Linked DNA regions of Mus musculus: regions 2, 3 and 4 are each linked to region 1. A link is a contact called in ENCODE Hi-C data. All regions are on one chromosome and are shown on one strand. Each heading gives the region's core, a stretch centred on a gene start or an enhancer-like site at or near the end of the contact. The rest is flanking DNA. Distances are from core to core; before and after follow the strand shown.

What was found. A loop is a pair of places that touch in the nucleus more often than their neighbours do.
Region 2: a map of heart shows a loop between it and region 1 (2.1-fold over the local background). The contact joins the promoter of Ninl here to the promoter of Cst7 in region 1. A Hi-C loop is called at or near these places in 3 of 37 maps with a recorded cell type or tissue (heart and v-Abl transformed pro-B cells).
Region 3: a loop to region 1 is called in a map of v-Abl transformed pro-B cells, with 5 times the contacts of the local background. The contact joins the promoter of Zfp120 here to the promoter of Cst7 in region 1. A Hi-C loop is called at or near these places in 2 of 37 maps with a recorded cell type or tissue (T-helper 1 cell and v-Abl transformed pro-B cells).
Region 4: a map of v-Abl transformed pro-B cells shows a loop between it and region 1 (2.9-fold over the local background). The contact joins the promoter of Gins1 here to the promoter of Cst7 in region 1. A Hi-C loop is called at or near these places in 3 of 37 maps with a recorded cell type or tissue (T-helper 17 cell and v-Abl transformed pro-B cells).

Annotation. Positions count from the first base shown.
Region 1 is chr2:150,568,988-150,571,973 of GRCm38, reverse strand. Cst7 (cystatin F (leukocystatin)) reads right to left here and starts at 1,559. Exons shown (of 4, transcript NM_009977.3): 1 at 1,389-1,559. The coding sequence starts at 1,455.
Region 2 is chr2:151,007,918-151,010,903 of GRCm38, reverse strand. It overlaps Ninl (ninein-like), which reads left to right and starts at 1,506. Exons shown (of 24, transcript NM_207204.2): 1 at 1,506-1,673.
Region 3 is chr2:150,135,099-150,138,084 of GRCm38, reverse strand. It overlaps Zfp120 (zinc finger protein 120), which reads left to right and starts at 1,407. Exons shown (of 4, transcript NM_181266.2): 1 at 1,407-1,517. The coding sequence starts at 1,443.
Region 4 is chr2:150,908,120-150,911,105 of GRCm38, reverse strand. It overlaps Gins1 (GINS complex subunit 1 (Psf1 homolog)), which reads right to left and starts at 1,512. Exons shown (of 7, transcript NM_027014.1): 1 at 1,313-1,512. The coding sequence starts at 1,387.

The DNA of each region.
Region 1 (2,986 bases), core at 310-2,809:
GTGTGAGGGTGGTGTTTATTTGGGTCTGGGCAGAGAGGCCTGAAGGGGGTGGCTCAGAGAAGCTGTTGAGGGCAGGTGAATGGAGAAGATTCCTTTCAGCTCACAAATTTGGGGGAAGTTAACGTGGTAGAGACAGGGAACTGACAGTCCTCCAATATCTCCCCCAACAGCTGTCCTGTGGTGTTAACTATAATGTGGTAGATGTGGCCACTCTGTTGAATTAGGCCTCAGAGGAGGCAAACACAGCATCGTCAAAACACCGAGTATAAAAAACCGAAACCCTAGGATCGGTGAGATAGCCAGTACCAATGTCTTCCCCAGATCTCTCACATAGGCCAAGAGGGCTTTGCAGCATGAACACCAGCTTCTGCCCAAGCTTCTCTCTGGACAACTGGGGCAGAGGAATCGTAGGTAGGCCAGGAAGGGCCTCCTAGTGAGCACTAAGGCCACAGGGAGCAGGGCATGGAGAGGCAAGGTCTGTGGCCTGGCCCGTGCTTAGTGCTGTCTCCTCTTTTACCAGTTAACTACCTCTTTGCCAATGACCCCCCCCCCCCGAGCTGCTGTGGTCCATCCTCATCCTCAGAACAGAAGCTCCCCTACCCATTACTGCCCTGTCTCCACAGTGCCCCATTCACAGCATCTACTTGGGTCTTGGATTTGGAGGCTATGCCCTACTGTGTCTCTACACTTACTTCTTTGCACCTAATTGCTGTGAAGGGGGATTCTATGTCCTTGGTGTCTCTTGGGTATTCCCTTTCACTGCCTCCCAGTGACCAGACCCAGCCTGCTTTAAGGAGGAAGAATGACAAAAGCCTTATGCATAAGCGCTGTCTTCATCTACTGGGAGATGGTCAGTTATCAGCTTTTTTGTCAGTTAGAGGCAGGGCCCTCAAACTTTATCTATGTGCTGAATCTGCTTGCTGGGGCAGACATCTTCCAGCTCTCTGTAGGGAAACAGGCACTCATGGCTGATGGTTAGCAAGTTAGCTAGCCTGGTTGCATCTCAGCTTTCCAACACAGGCGACTGCCACCCCTCACTGGCCACTAGCATGCTGACTTGCACAATACTTATCTTACTGGGGTCTCTGCAGTAAAGTCAGTTAGAAAAGTAAAGCTGTCAGATATAGACTGAGTGAGGCCCTTGAACAGAAGAGAACAGAAGTTGTTCTCTTTATCCCTGTGGCTGCTGTTATGCTTGATCCCTGATGTCTATTCTGCTTAGAAGTAGCTGCTGCCAGGATCCCCAGCCCCTTGCCAGGGTCTTTCTCAGGGTTCCAAGAGTGTCCTAAGAAAGATGCAAGACTAACAGGCCAGGGTCCCCATACTTCTACTACTAGAAGGTGGTCAGAACAGTACTCTGGGATGGGGCCAGATGACCCTTCTCTTACCTGGGGGGCGTGCCCCATGGGTGTCAGAAGTTAGGCAGCAGAGGGCAAGCAGAATGGCCAGCCACATGGCTGGGGAAATGCAGGGAGCATGTAGTGGGCCAAGTGCTCGGCAAGTACAGCTCCAGGACCAGGGCATGGTGGGGTAGCTTCAGTGGGGCGTGGTTTCTTGCTGAATCATTTTAACCAGAAGCGCTTCATCTTCAGGACTTGGGGCCACAAGAGCAACCACTTCCTTTAAAGAAGTTTCCAAGCTGTGATCATTTGCAGGGGGAGGCAGGGGGAGAGAAGTGAGACCCACGAGCGCAGCACCCTCTCTCCTTCCCAGGGTGGGAGGAGGCAGTTTCCTACCATTCACCACACACGGGGGATGCTGATGTGAAGAAACCAGGGGATTTTCAAAAGTAGTCACTTGACTGTCCTTCTACATTTATAGACTCTCTCCCCTCCTGCATTCTAGTATTCAGAATAGCCCCCTTCAAGAGACAAGAAACTATGCTGTCCGGGTCTGAGGGGTTATCTGCAGGAAAGCTATTCATACTTTCCAAAGTCCTTGGGAGGAGCATTGGCACGTGGCTTCTGTGCCTCAAACAGGAGCTCAGCACCGTGAGAGCTGAGATACTGATCATGGCCCACTCTGGGCTCAAAGCCTTCTAAGGAGATGAAATTACGTAGACAGAGGTCTGATTCTGGCCATGCCTCTACTTTCAGCCCATGGTTTGGAGTGGGTACCTATACCCAGTTATCTGAATCTGAATCTAGGCTTTGCTGTCATTAGACTAGGAACAGCCCATGCACCTCAGTTACCTCTGGGGACTTGTGAAACATTGGAGTTTCTTTTGCATAAAGGCTCAGGGTAGGAGGAAAGCAAGCTGTAATCGGCTTCAGTGTGGAGAGGTATATTCGTCTCTCAGAACTAGGCTAGGAAGGTAGTGTGGAAGGATGCCTGGGGTCTTACTTGCCCCCAGGAGACACATGGGCCTCCCAGGCTGCCTGACATACAGATATAGTCAGATCCTGGATGCTCGGGGCAGCGGTGGAGGGGGTCTGAGCCAGGTGAATTGTGCTGGATCCTACTAAATTCCAAACAGGGCAGATAGGGTCTGCGGGACATGGACAAACTATGTAATCTGAGGTCCCAATAGGTTTCTGGGTGCTGCAGGTAGTATTCAGTAAGTAGTAGCTGTTATGACAACCCCCCATGGTCCTTTCCTGTTTGATCTTGGGATCCTTATTTTTGGCTGCTAGGGTCTGGGACACAATGTCTTCAGTATAAATGGGATAGAGTAGTGCCCGCTTCAGTTTCAAACATCCACTGAGAGGTTGGGAGTCAGAACATAATCCACGTGTTGTATTTCTAGCAGTAACCAGAGCATCAGTAGTCTAGGTGGGAGCAGGAGATGGAGCTAGGCTGGCTGCTTGGTCTTCAGGCCAGTGTGGTGCAGTACAAAGATAATTCAGGGATTTGAATTCCCCGCCTCTGTGCTACATAAAGTCTGAAAGCTTCTGCGGAGTCCCTAAGGAGAACCTCATCTTGTATAGTTCTTGAGATTGTTGAAAATAAAATGCAGAGTCCCATCCTCCAGTTATCCGGAGAGACG
Region 2 (2,986 bases), core at 257-2,756, 440 kb before region 1:
GGACTGGAATCTATAATCAGGTCTTCTAGTCATTGAGGAGGTGTCCCTAAAGGGAATCTGGCAGCCCCTGTCTCTCTCTCTGTCTCTGACTCTCATTCCAGCTCTGATGTGGTGACTTGCCACAAGCTCAGAAGCAACAAAGATAAATTGACCCTGGGTTGAAATCTCTAAAACTCCAAGTCCATAGAAACCCTATTCCCCCTTCTTTATTCTTACCTCAGCTATTTGCTATAGGTCGGGGGGGGGGGGGGGATGGAGTAACATGCCCCGCCCCGCTCCTCTCTGGCTAGGAGCCACTGCTGTGATGGCTAATTTGGGTTGCTGGTTTGGCTGGATCAATTAGTTCATGTCCCTGCAAAAAGTGTCTTTCACATCTCCATTTCACAGATGAACAAAGTGAAGATCTCCCAGATTGTGTAACTGGGTGGCACAAAGTCCAACATCCAGTGAATGGCCCTGTGAATCTCATCATCTAACTCTAAGTTCATTCTCTAACAGTACATGGAAAACCCAGAGTATAAGGAGATTTAGAGAATATATAGTCTTTAAAAATATTTCTAAAACTTATTGTGTGAATGTGTGTGTGCATGATGCTTATATGTCTGTGTTCAGAACGGCATGTGTCTCAGTGTGTGTGTGTGTGTGTGTGTGTGTGTGTGTGTGTGTGTGTGTAGTCAGAGGAAAGCTCTGTGGAGTTGATTTTTCTAAGGTTTTTTTTTTTTAATTATATGTATGGGTGCTTTGCCTCTATGTATATCTATGCAACACATGCACTCTTGGTGTCTGAGGAGAAGTCAACACTGGATCCCTTGGAACTAGAGTTACAGATAATTGTGAGCTGCCCTGTGGGTGCTCAGAATTGAACATGGGTCCTCAGGAAGAACAGCCAGTGTTCTTCACTGCTGAGCCATTTCTCCAGCACCTCCTATCACCTTTACATGTGTTCTGGGATTGAATTTAGGTCATCAGGCTAGCAAGGCAAGTGCTTTTACAAACTGAGCCATCTCCCTGGTCCTGATAAAATACACTCTGCACAGTGGCGACTATGGCATACCACACTTTGGGAACCTCAGGTTATAATCTAGAGGGAAGCAGGGCCCTGGTTATATGCCCCACAGCTACACCTCTGCCACAGGGTGTAGGCATGTCATGTCCATCACTGGTTGGGGCAAGTTATGACACATGAAAAGGGATACAGCCCAAGTATATGGTTCATCAGAGTACAGTATGGGCTTTTTACTGGTTCCTGGCTGCCTACCACTCTGTGGAATTCTTCCACTTGAAAGTACTTGAGTCTCTTATTTTTTAGTTTAGTTGTTGTTAGTTTTTTGTTTGTTTGTTTGTTTTTAACACCCTGTCTCCCAGAGCCTTGAAGTCATCCTGCATCCTCCTCTTCCATACCAGCTAGGCCCCTGGCCCAGCTCCGCCTGCCTCCTCGCCCCGCCCGTCCAAGCCCCGCCCCCAAGGAGCCCCGCCCCTTCCCTGGGGAGGCCCCGCGAGAACGAGGGGGCGGCGCCCAGAGGCCTTGGGAGCCCAGGGGAGCGCGGCCGGCAGACACAAAGAGCGGCCGAGGGACGCGCGCTGGGGTGTCCTACCCGGCTCGCTTTGCACCGGGCTGCCGGAGCCCGCATCCTGAACTCAGCGTTCAGAGAGCCGAGCCTCCCACTCCCCAGGTGAGTAGGGCGTGGGAGAGGGCTGAGGGGAGGGGAGCCGAGCCGAGCGGAGCCGAGGGGGGCCGAGCTGGGCCGAGGAGGGCCGAGCCGGGCCGAAGGGATCCGCATCCTCGTGCAGCGGCCGGTACACAGCGGAGCCGATGCTTGCGATGCAGGCGCGCGCTCAGAAAGCCACACCAGAGTCTCACTGCTCTGCGGCGCACTCGGACCGGGAACGGTGGTCCGCACCGAACTCAGCGTGCTAGTGGGGTGCAGCTGCCGCCCCAAATTTTGACGTACTCAGAGAGCGGGATGCCTGGGCCCGCCGTGCTTCCCGCCTTCGTCCTCTTTTGACGAGGGGAACCGGATCGGGAGGCGACCCCAGCCTGTGTCTGAGCCCCCTTCTCAGTGCCCCTGGGAAAGCCAGGGACCATGCTTGATTGAGAGCACCTATTGGCGTTGTTGCCGCGCGTCGGTCCCTCCTGTGACTGGTGAAGTCGTCCTTGCGATCTCTGGTTGTATTATCAGTTTGCACTTAGTTGTTGAAAACTGGGACACCTCTCTCTGGGGCGGAGAAGCCTGTTGCTTCTGTGTCAAGGTCGTCCCTGCCTGCGCACCATTCTGCTACTTTGTTGTGCACTTGCGAGGCTGGTCCATCGGTAATTGAGAAGCAGTGACCTGGTGTTTGGGCTCTAGCTGTCTCAGGCAACAAATTGCACGATGGGAGACCAACTTAAAGTTTCTTAAATACCTAAATTGTCAGGCGCTCTCTGTAGCTCGTTATATGGGGGTGGAAGAAAAGAGTGATGCCTTCTCTCTCCTCTACAACATTTAGCCGACTTTTAGAACCAGGAAGGAGGTCCAGAAATGGCCCTTGCAGAAGTTCACTTGATGCGCAAGGCAGGTAGCAGAGAGGGACCGTGAAGATGGTGTTTGCCTGAGATTTCCAGGTTCTTGACTATGGATTTACTGCTTTTAAAGCAGGGGTGTGTGGGAGAAAAGAAAAAGAGGGAAGAAGGTTGGTCAGTTTATGAACTACTGTGTGCAAGAACAGGCGCGAATGAGAAGGAACGTGCCTGTGGAGTTAGGGCAGTTAGGGCAGCAGCCAGCTTGCCTCTACTGTTCATTTTATGTTATCTGTTAGTGGCTTAGACGACTACAGATCAAACTAGTCTGTAGTCAGTTGCCAGACACTAATGTTTTGATGGAAGACAAACCACATATGTGAAGGTGGTCCTAATAGGAACTGAAAAATTCCCATTAGGGGTGTCATCCCTGTAACCTTGTAATGAATCTCTGATGTCAACAGTCTAATCTAGCTTTATAAGAGTTAT
Region 3 (2,986 bases), core at 158-2,657, 430 kb after region 1:
AGCAGGAAGATACTGCACTACTTTTTAAAATGTTTTTTTCAGTATTGAGAGCTGAGCTATCTGGATATCTCTGGAAAGCAAACACAGCTCTTCAGGATTTTTTTCTAACATTCTAATGTCTGAGGTTAGAAACCCAAAGAATTACTTAGAGAGGCGACACAGCTCTGTTAAAATATTTTCTAGCAGTTATCCAGAGAAGACTATGTGAAGAGTGAACACAGCAGATTTTTTTTTCCTTTCTGATTTTGAAAACCCAAGAATTACTTTTAGAATTTTTCTAACAGTATTTTTTGAATTGGTTGGAAAAGCCACGAATTTTTTAGATCAGTTTTTTCTGACTTTGGTCAGAAAACTGAGGAGCTATCCAGAGAGCGTTTAGAATTTTTACTAGCAGAGAGCTGTCTCAAGCAGAAAGCTAGCTGTCTCAACCTCAGAGGTTTTAGAATAGAAGGTAAAATCTGTCTAGAGCAGAGCAGAACACACAGACACAGAGAAAGCAGTCTGGGAAGCCATCTCATCTGGAATGCTATCTCAGCAGAACATAAGCCAGCAGCTTGGACCCATGATTTGAGTTCTAGTTGCTTGTTTCCCTGTTGCTCTCGAACACCCCTTCTCTTAGGAATCCAGACCTAGGTGAGGTTGGTCCTCTGCATTAGTGTTCTCTGTTCTTTCTATACATTGATACATTTTTGTATCTATACATTTTGATACATTTATTGGTTAGATCACAGATAATGATTAACAGGCAGCATTGGCTCCTTAGCCATCTACTTTTACAGCGTCATTTACTGGATGGTTAGCTAAGATTTTGTAATAGAAGATGGACATTCTAGAGGCATTTCTGTCCATCACTTTTATAATTTACAAAATGTTTCTGCATGACTTTGAGCTATATGCCATTAAAAATCTCTGCTTTTACCTTGTGATCAAGTTCAGAAGAGGATTTAACATAGCATGCATAGGGGTAGGCAAACCTATATGTGAACTTATCAACATTCCCTAAGTAAAGTCTCAATGATTCCAAAAGGAAGAAGCGGAAGTGCCTACTGAGTGTTGTGACTGGAGCTTTGGAAAGCTCCAAATTTGCAATGTGGCCCACAGTGGAGAGAGGCGGGTAACTCAGCAACAGCAAATTGGAGTTGTGGGTCTTCCCCTGACCAGGGTGGGGGAAAAAGACCAGCAAGCAATTGGAAGACAGACACAGGTGGTACTGAAATGCAAATTTCTACAGACCCGGAAAAGGACTGGCCTCTGCTGGCAACCTGTGCCTGGAATTATTCCTCTGTGTCCCTTCAACACACTCTAATCCTATGGGTGGTGTGTATGTCACTCCAGATTCACTAGCCAATCAGGACATCCAGCCGGATCTGCCACTCAAAAGTGAAGGCGGGCTCTTCCGGGTGCGATCTTGCAAGTTCCTCTTTTAAAGCTGGCAGTCGCGAATGTTTCTGCTTGATGTGTTCTGTGTACCGCTCCTGGGTGCGGGGACCTCAGGCAAGCCCAGAAGTTCCGACATGGTAAGTGCCAGGCGGTCTCCCACAAAGGGGAGGAGCAGGCGGCTGAGCCAAGGGGGCTGGAGTGCTGGGTCGTCCCAGGGCTCAGTAGTAAACAGCAGCCTGACAGAAGCTGAGACTTGTGAGCTTCCCTGTGGTCCTTTTCTCTCTCTCTGGACCTGGCGGTGGGCACTGAATCATCTCACTAGCGTGGCTGCATCTACACAAAACATTTGGGGAAAGGGCTTCTGTGTAGAAATACCCTTGGCAGGATGCCAAACTCGGAGAGCCCTAGTTTCTATAGTAAGTTTTGGCCTTAGCATTTAGGCATTTTACAGGTAGGTATAAGACCCATTTCGAGTTAATTTTGTGGAGCCTGTAAAAGGCATCTCGTGTGTCGGATAGCACTCAAATATTAAGCGGTGATGTAGAAGAGTAAAATTGATGTAAAGGATCTAGACTAATGCTTGTAGTGACGGCAAGTCGAATGTAGGTGAGAAAGGACTGCCCCTAAAACTCCACACAGGTATGTGCTATGCTAAAAAGGCCGAATGGAGAATAGGATGCTAGAATACATGTGGTAGTGTACCAGGATTGTCCAGACATTTGTCCACAAACCATAACATAGGAGACAACTCTGCTTTACAATCATGAATTAGGCCCATCCTGACTTCAAAGAGCAGGTCTCTAACAAGTGGCTCCAAGGGGTAAAATAGGGCCACAACCAATTTTAAGGCCTGGTGTGCCATAAAGGTCTGGTTTTCTTCTTGAGAAAAGCATCGTTTTGCCACATGGGCAAGACTACAGCTGGTGACAACCTTTTGAAAAGGAAAAACACTGTTTTGGTGAGGACTGGCCTGGTCAAGCAAGGCATAGAACAGCTCCTTCTAGGTCTCCAGAGCCAATGCCAGCCTGGGGCTCAGGCTTGGGAGCTTCCCCTAAGGCCCTGAAGTGCTGAGAATAAAATAGAGCTCCTTCTCTAAAGCAAGGACGGTGCTTGGGAGAGCGGGTGGAGGTCTGGGGCCAGGGCCTTCGGGGATGGCTTGCTTCAGACCCTGAGATCCCACCACATGCGGCTATGGTTGTCAGTCCCGAGTCCAGTGTGGGCTTGGTCAGGAACGTTTTTGAGAGGTTCTCTCTTCCTGTTTCTCCAGCTTTCTTTTATTAGCTCCTTCCTGTGGTTTTCTCACTGTATAGTAGTTTGTGCTGACTTCATAAAAGTCTCGTATCTTGTTCCATTTTCCCCCTGTAAGAAGTATACAGGATGCTGTTCTTCAGAAGCCTGTGTGGCATAAGACAGCCTATCCAAGACACCCCCATCACAGCTTTGATACTTTCTTCCGTTTATTTATTTATTTATTTATTTATTTTTCCAGGCAGGTTTTCTCTGTGTAGCCCTGGCTATCTTGGAACTCACTCTGTAGACCAGGCTGGCCTTGAACTCAGAAATCTGTCTACCTCTGCCTCTGCCTCCCAAGTACTGAGATTAAAGG
Region 4 (2,986 bases), core at 263-2,762, 340 kb before region 1:
TGGTGGCTCACAACCATCTGTAATGGAATCTGATGCCTTCTTCTGTATGTCTGAAGACAGCATCAGTGTAGTCACATATGTAAAATAAATAAATAAGTCTAGAAAGAAAGAAAGAAAGAAAGAAAGAAAGAAAGAAAGGAAGGAAGGAAGGAAGGAAGGAAGAAAGAAAGAAAGAAAGAAAGAAAGAAAGAAAGAAAGAAAAGTGCAATAGGGGCTGGAGAGATGGCTCAGTGATTAAGAAAGAAAGAAAGAAAGAAAGAAAGAAAGAAAGAAAGAAAAGTGCAATAGGGGCTGGAGAGATGGCTCAGTGATTAAGGGCACTGGTTGCTCCTTTAACCGGACCCAGGTTCGACACATCTAGCACCCATATGGTGATTCATAACTGTCTATAACCGTCAGTTCCAGGAGAATTCACTGATCTCTTCTGACCTCTGTGGACACCAGGCATGCACGCTGCCACATATATACATGCACGCAGAACATTCATACACACAAAATTTAAAAATAAATCCTTAAAAAACAAGCATTATAAAACTACTGAACTACTGAATATTAGAATAGTCTCAAATACATTATACTGAGCAAAAGAGGCCAGAAATAAAGACTGCATTCTACATGATTCCACATGGCCCTGTTCCATGACGTGTCAGCTCCTAGCCAGCCGAATGAACCCAGATACATGGGGCGCGGGGGGGGGGGGGGGGGGGGCGATGGGGGGGAGAGGCAAAATCTACAAACAAGAAAAGCAAATCTATGGTTTACAAAGGCTGAAGCTGGGACACAGCTTCATAGCAATCCCCAGAACTACTGGGGTTATATTAAGATGCTACTGGCTCATCAAGAAGCTGGCTATAAAAATGCATGTGGATCTGGAGGGATGGCTCTGGCACCCACAACCCACCTATAACCCACACCCTCTTCTGGCTTCCATGAAGCACCTTCATGCAAGTGAGACACATACTCATAATTTCTTTTGTTTTGTTTTGTTTTTTAAATAGAGTTCCAGGCCAGCTTGGACTACATGAGGACTTATCTCAAAAAACGAAAACAAGAAACGCTCAGATGGGGCAAGTCACCAAATCAACAGGTAACCTAAGTATGAGTCTTTTTCTTCCTACGATTTGGCCCCGTTTCAAACTTGTTTCCGATCTCGGAATCTAGCAAAGAGATAAAGTTAGCCCAGCAACCAACAAAAAAAAAAAAACCTCCAGCAAGCAACAGCAGGCATAGGCTCCGCCCCAAGGCATGAGGCCCCGCCCTAGGCCCCCAGGCCTGGCCCTCGACACGCCCCTTCCCGGCCGCCGCTCCTCACATTAAAGGCCGGCAGCTGCCCTTCCGGCGCGCGGTGTAACTCGCGGACAAGCTCCATAGCTTTTTCGCAGAACATGACGGACGCGCCCGGGTCCCGTGGTCCCGTCAACTGCCAAGTCACCCCAAACGGTCGCTAGTTCCCAGGCCGCGGCACTTCTATTGTTCAGAGTCGCACAACACCAGCAACCAGCTCCTCGCTTTGGCGCCAAATAGGCTCAACCAATAGAAGTGCACTGGTGCGGGGTGGGGATGGTGGGTGGGAGAGAACTGAGCTACGGTGGCCGAGAAGGGACATTTAATTTTATTGAGCAACCTCACTGAGCTTCAGGAAAATTGGGGTTAAAGAGAATGGTTTCCTCCCTGGCAAAGCCAGAAAGTAAATTGCGTCTAAGATTGTGGGCTGAAACAAAGGGCTGTTTTCGATTGTCCAGCAAAGTAAAGTGCACATTCTTCTCCTCCTTTTTATTTTTTCCATTTGAATTTATTATCTTTAGATTGCAAGAGGCACCTTTAGGTTGAAGAAAAGTCGAGAAAGTACTGGTTATGATGCAGTGTTTGAGTTTTGCAGTGCCGGTTGTTTAACATTAAAGAGAAACCTTTTTTTTTTTTTTTAAACAGGGACTTGGGGATTGGAGGGGTGTCTTTTTTTTGTAATTTATTTATTATTATATGTAAGTATACTGTAGCTGACTTCAGACACACCAGAAGAGGGCGTCCGATCTCATTACAGATGGTTGTGAGCCACCATGTGGTTGCTGGGATTTGAACTCAGGACCTTTGAAAGAGCAGTCAGTGCTCTTACCGGCTGAGCCATCTCCCCAGCCTGAGAAACCGTCTTTTATTGGGTACTTTTAGTATGGTAGGAACTATGACATATATTTCAGTTAATTCTCACAACTTTCCTTAAGAGATTACTAGTATGCAGAACTGGTAAACGAAAACAGTTAACTCTCTGCAGGTCACATGGCTCATAAACTGACTAGAATGGGATCTCTATGCTTCGCACTTTCTGCTCTGGCACTTTTTGATTTTAAAACAGTTAAAAATATTCACAAACTGGAAAATGTCGCAGATAACAGCAGTTTTAAAATTGGTTCTGAACTGATGGTGGAATGCCTGCAATCCCAGAACTTTTGTGACAGAGAAAGATTACTTCAATTCAGTTCAGGAGTTCTAAAGGAGCCCATCTTAAAAACAAACAAACAAAAAACAGTAAAAATACTCTTGATTTGCCTTCTGTTTCTGTGATAAGACACCATGACCAAAGATAAACTAAAAAGGAAAGGGCTAATTTCAGCTTGCAGTTGTAGTTCCATGCCATAAAGGGTATTCAGGGCAGGAACTCAGAGATCCTGGAAGAAGGCTGCTTACTGGCTTCCCATGGCTTCCCAGGCCTTGGGGTGACACTCCCCTTAGTGGTCTGGGCTGTCCCAAGTCAATTATTAATTAAGAATACTCCTACAGAGTGGCCAAGCGATTCTGATGAAGGCAGTTCCTCAAGATTCCCTCTTCCCAGATATAATTACGTTTGTGTCAAGTAGACAAAAATTCTCTAACCTTCACAACCCAAGATAAAACCATACCATAAAACCTACTTGTTTCATTCACACCCACACCCACCCCCTTTGAAATTGGGTCTTACTGTGTTGACCAGGCTGACCTCAGAGTCATAGAA